2 separate regions of the Homo sapiens genome follow, and region 2 is linked to region 1. Evidence: chromatin loops called from intact Hi-C (ENCODE). Cell type or tissue: K562. All regions are shown on one strand. Each heading gives the region's core, and the rest is flanking DNA. Links, peaks and the distances in the headings are about the cores only. Region 1 overlaps LINC02945 (long intergenic non-protein coding RNA 2945). Region 2 has its middle 120 kb from the start of ELOVL6.

Evidence for each region. Peaks named below come from ENCODE experiments on the same cell type or tissue, not always from the same donor. Only the 100,000 strongest peaks of a DNase experiment are listed, where the experiment ranks them.
Region 2: a loop joins it to region 1, with 19 times the contacts of the local background. A loop is called at or near these places in 2 of 110 quality-filtered maps.

What each region holds. Positions count from the first base shown.
Region 1 is chr4:112,030,710-112,033,630 of GRCh38, forward strand. All of the region lies in intron 1 of LINC02945 (long intergenic non-protein coding RNA 2945), which reads right to left. Among named protein-coding and RNA genes, the nearest start is that of LINC02945, 80 kb to the right of the region's middle. In K562, for the core only: a CTCF peak has its summit at 1,205 (motif pointing left); a DNase peak (open chromatin) is centred at 1,172.
Region 2 is chr4:110,314,611-110,317,531 of GRCh38, forward strand. No RefSeq gene overlaps it. Among named protein-coding and RNA genes, the nearest start is that of ELOVL6, 120 kb to the left of the region's middle. RefSeq lists a silencer at 883-1,177. In K562, for the core only: a CTCF peak has its summit at 1,043 (motif pointing right); a DNase peak (open chromatin) is centred at 1,071.

The DNA of each region.
Region 1 (2,921 bases), core at 175-2,674:
TTGTGCCCTGCTGCCCTTTCTACATTAAATGCTAAACTGTCAGAGTGAGAGGAAACAGGTGGACCCAGTACAACGAGGGCCATCTGACTGAGACTGCCAACCTTCAGGTGGAACGTAGGAAATCAGAAATCAGCAGCCTTTCTGGACACTGTTATCACTATAAGAAACCATAATAATAAAAATGGGGGACTTAACATTGTAGATATTAGTAATGATCACTGCAATAAGCAACTCCTTTCCATGGACGCAGTCTCAAGTCCATGATGGCTTTACTTTAGGAGGGCTATTTATGCTATCCTCTATTTCAGAACTATATTTTGCTAGAAAAATGATTAAAGCTTATTCTCTTTTTGCATTTTGAAGTATTGGGCTTTTCATTTTAAAGTGTTTGATATGAAATTTCATCTTTATAATGAGAGTAGCTATTTATTGATTGCTTACAATGCTGAGGACACTGTGCTAAGAACTTTATATTCACAAACCTATTTGAGCCTTAAAACAACCCTTCAGGATAAGTATTATCAACTATTCTTCTTTATAGATGAAGCAATAAAACATCATATAACAAGTAGGGGAAAATCCACATCTCAAACCTTAGGCTTTGGGACTCCAAAGCCTATGTTCTTAACCACCACCTTACCCCATCTTGCCTTTGCAATCATGTATGGATTGCCAAAGAGCTATGCCCAGTTATTCACCACATTTTTTCAATATAAAATAAGTTCATCATCTAATAAGAAGATCATGATTTCTTTTCAGCTATTTAAGTGCTATAAATTCTCTTTATTTGCTCATTAGCTGGTATATCTTATCAGCTAATGGCAAAATGTAAAACCAGCTGGTTTTTAGAACCTTTCTTTTGCTTTCATTCTCAATGCTCCCTGAGTTGTTTGGTTGGTTGGTTGTATTTGTTATAAAGGAGTTAAGAGTAAGTACAAAGCAATGACAACATTGTCAAAAAGCAGAATTTGTTTTAAATTGTTCTCAACCATTTTCTTTATCAACATATACATCGCCACATAAAAAATCCAAAATTAGTTGGATTTTTACACTGGCTGGAGGTAGTCCTTAATTTTGTAAAATGGCTGGTTTTATAAACTGCAGAATGATACACTTCTGTGCAACAGAGCAGCCGAAGTCTGAAAACAAACTATTTGGTAGTCAAACCCTCCCCCATTCTAGGCTTCTTATATGGAGCTGCCATGACATCTAGTGGCCAAAATTTAGGGAAGCTATTCTTTATCCATAAAGCACACAGGATTTCTAATTTAGAAGCATATTGAAAATCTCACATAGAAAATGAAATTGTCGGTAAATACAGTGCTTCAAAGTTTACGACTATTACGTGAATTGTTGGTTTATCCTTCCTACATTACTTAGATATTTTAAAATATTTATCATAATGAATTTACACCAAAGCCTTGGTTTATTCTGAGGTGAGTATGTGAATGCATCATAGGATTTGATTCTTTGTGTTTTACTTCTGTAAGAGTAACAACAATTCGATATCAATGATTAAATCAACTTTACATTTTAAATGACAGTCTAAGTAAATGAGTAATAACTTTATATTATCTCAAATTAAAGTGAAACAACTGACATACAAGTCAATTCCCTGCACCTTTTTGCTGAGTTAATGGGATTTCTTTTCTAAAGAAGAAATATTTAATGTTATTAAAGGAAGAAATAGAAGATTGGAAGTCAATTTTTAAAGCAAAATAACTAAAAATGAACAGAGTATAGTTGTCTTCAGCAGATTTTTTTTAAAATTCCAAAGGTCTGTTTCTAGTAGATTTTCTGTGGTTTAAGCTAAAATAAATAGTTCGTGGAAACCACAATATACAAATGATCAGAAATAATTTTTAAACTCTTTTTCTAATGAGTTTTTTAGTCTAAGAAACACCAAAATAACAGCCCGAGACAGAGACTGATGCATCCATGGTTTATGAAAGCTATAATCACAGGAGTGGGGGACAGGAAGGGGCAGGAGAGACAAGAATGGATACAGAAGGAGGGGCAGCCAATACAACGATGCAATATAGAATTGGCCACTCCTGGATGCAACTGATTCCTGGATCTACAGGACCTTCTGAGAAAACTTATGGACTGTACCGTATCTCCAAATCACTCTCTGGAAGGATGCAAGGGTGGAGCATTTCCTGTCCATTTTTATGCCATATTGGTCAAGGTCTGTCCCATGGGTCATAAACTCACCCACACAGGGAGGCTGTTCATATGTGTTCAAGAATCCAAGGCTTCTGGTGTCAGAGAAGCTTTATATGGACTGAGGCAAGGCACTTCCAGTTGTACCTACATAAAACAGGTCAAAATCTGTGCACAGGCCGGGCACAGTGGCTCATGCCTGTAAACCCAGCGCTTTGGGAGGCCAAGGCGGGCAGATGACCTGAGGTCCAGAGTTCGAGACCAGCCTGGCCAACATGGTGAAACCCGGTCACTACTAAAAATATAAACATTAGCTGGGCATGGTAGTGCATGCCTGTAATCCCAGCTTCTCGGGAGGCTGAGGCAGGAGAATTGCTTGAACCTGGGAGGCAGAGGTTGCAGCCAGCCAAGATCACACTGCTGCACTCCAGCCTGGGCAACAAAGGGAGATGCTGTCTCAAAAAAAAAAAAACAAAAATCTGTTCATAACTGTTGTCTGCAGCAATGGCTGAAATGAAAGATGTGGCCAAGCGGATCTGCAGTGCTACACAAGAAACATTCAATAAATGTGCATGCAATTATACTATCTGTGTTACATTAATAACAAAATAGGTCATATCAAGTTCATTGATATGGATATTTTTATATTTAATAAACATTACTAAGTATGTTGATTAAATGATATAATTATCACCCTGGCCAATGCACAGCAGAAGTCAAAATTCCAAAGGGATCTTGAAGCAGCAGTAAAATCTATT
Region 2 (2,921 bases), core at 95-2,594, 1.7 Mb before region 1:
TTTGATCTAATGTCCGTCTCGTTTAGTCATTCATAACTTGAATTATCTTGAAACACTCCACTGACTAACGTGAACCTGCTAGGAGGTGCATTCCAGGCCAGAGAATTGTAATTCATGCCCAAGTATTTCCACTGCTTAACTGTGTCATTTCACTTCTCTAAAGCAGTTGAAATCTTGAAATCACTGTAAAGGTGAGTGTAGTAATGTAATTTGCAAGAAGGATAAGGAGAAGAAGAAGAAAGAAAAAAGAGAAGAAGAGGAAGAGGAAGAAGAAGAAGATGAAGAGAAGGAGGAGGAGGAGGAGGAGGAAAGACAGAAAGACAAAATTGAGATTGCCAGATTAAAAAATTTTGTGTGCAGCTAGGCTCAGTGACTCATGCCTGTAATCCCAGCACTTACGGAGGCCCAGGCAGGAGAACTGTTTGAGGTTAGGTGTTCAAGACCAACCTGGGCAACATGGCAAGACCTCATTTCTACAAAAAAATAAAAATTGCCAAGTATGGTGATGGTGTCCCTGTGGTCTCAGCTACTTGGTAGGCTGAGGTGGGAGGATCGGCAGGAGATCGAGGCTGCCATGAACCATGATCACGCTGCTGCACTCCAGTCTCGGCGACAGAGTGAGACACTGACTCAAAAAGAAAAAAGTAGGGCCGGGTGCGGTGGCTCACACCTGTAATCCCAGCACTTTGGAAGGCCGAGGTAGGCAGATCACGAGGTCAGGAGATCGAGACCATCCTGCCTAACACGGTGAAACCCCGTCTCTACTAAAAATACAAAAAATTAGCCAGGCCTGGTGGCAGGTGCCTGTAGTCCCAGCTAGTCTGGAGGCTGAGGCAGGAGAATCGCTTGAACCTGGGAGGCGGAGGTTGCAGTGAGCCGAGATCGCGCCACTGCACTCCAGCCTGGGTGACAGAGCGAGACTCTGTCTCAAAAAAAAAAAAAAAAGAAAAAATTTTTGTGTGATAACATGGGAATTATAACAAAGTTCAAGAAGCTAACAGCCCAAATCAGTAATTCCATTGAGATCAGAGGGCTGACAGCAGATGGCGCTATTCCATCTTGACTTAGCCATTGTGCAAGCAACCACCTTGGAAACCACTGAAAGGCAGCGGCATCAGTCTCCTTTTTTAGCATCGGAACTTGGACAGGTGACCCAGAGTTAAAACTTTTAAATGAAGGAATATTTTATCCTAGTATTTTATTTTCATAAAAAAGAACTAACGCAGTGGCTTATGCCTGTAATCCCAGCACTTTGGGAGGCTTAAGCGGGTGGATCACTTGAGGTCAGGAGTTCGAGACCAGCCTGGCCAACATGGTGAAACCCCGTCTTTACTAAAAATAGAAAAATTAGCCGGACGTAGTAGTGCGCGCCTGTAATCCCAGCTACTCAGGAGGCTGAGGCACGAGAATAGCTTGAACTCAGGAAGCGGAGGTTGCAGTGAGCCAAGATCCTGCCACTGCACACCAGCTTGAAGCATAGAAAAATTAAAGTACTGAAGTAGATTAAAATGGGAAAATGTGTTAGAAGTTATTGTGTGGGTGTTTTCCTACCATGCCTGGAAAGCTTATTCTTGTTTGGCATTTAATTAATTCAGTTCACTAAAAAATAATTGAGTGCTCACATGTATCCAGCACAGTTATGGTTGCTTGGTGTACATCCATGAACAAAAAAGACAAAGATCCCTGTATTTGTGGAGCTTCTATTGCATCAGGGAGAGAAAGACAATAAAAATAATAAATAAGAAAATAGTACAGTGTGTTAGAAGGGGGTAAGTGACACTTTGGAAAAATAAAGGCAGGGCATGGTAAGGGGGCTCAGGCATCCTGGGCAGTGGGGAGGGTTTGATTTTGTATAAGGTATTTTATTCATTGAGGAGATGACATTTCAACAAAAATATAAAGGATGTAAGGGAGTTAGCTAGGTAAATATCCAGGGAAAGAGGAGTTCCTGCAGAGGGACTAGACTTTACAAAGACCTCAGTTTGGGAGCATGTTTGGTTTGTTTAGAGAACTCAACAAGATGGTCAATGTGGCTGCAGTGGAGTGAATGAGAAGGGGAGCAGGAGAAGATGAGGTCAGAGAGGTGAAATAGCGGGCAGATCCTGGAGGCTTTGCAAACTATTCTAAGAAATCGAGTGCCATTGTCAAGTCTTGAACAAAGGAGTAATAAAATCTGATTTATGGCTTTTTTCTTCTTTTTTTTTTGAGATGGAGTCTCACTCTGTTGCCTAGGCTGGAGTGCAATGACATGATCTCGGTTGACTACAACATCCGCCTCTCGGGTTCAAGTGATTCTCCTGCCTCGGCCTCCCGAGTAGCTGGGATTACAGGCATCCGCCACCATGCCAAGGTAATTTTTATATTTTTAGTAGAGATGGGGTTTCACCAGTTTGGCCAGGCTGGTTTTGAACTCCTGAATTCAGGTGATCCACCTGCCTCGGCCTCCCAAAGTGCTGGGATTACAGGCATGAGCCACCGTGTCTGGCCTGGTTTATGTTTTTAAAAGATCATGCAGTCCTGTGATAAGAATAGTAGACTTTAGAGGGTCAAACATAGAAGTTGGGAAGCTAGAGAAGGGGCTATTACAGCAGTCCAGACAAAAGCCCAGAGTGGCTCAAACCAGGTATTAATGGAAATAACAATGGAGGTATCAGGAAGTAGCTGGATTCTGGCTATTTATTTTGACATTAGAGTTGACAGATTTTTTTTTTTTTCTGATGGATTGGATATTAGATGTGGGGATAAGAGAGGTGTCAAGAAAGATTTGAAATCTTTTGCCCCCAATTAACTGGAATGACGGGGAAGACTGTGGGAGGAGTGAGTTTTGAAACACAAATTGGGTGTTGTGGGCTGGGCGCGGTGGCTCACGCCTGTAATCCCAGCACTTTGGGAGGCCAAGGCAGGCGGATCACGAGGTCAGG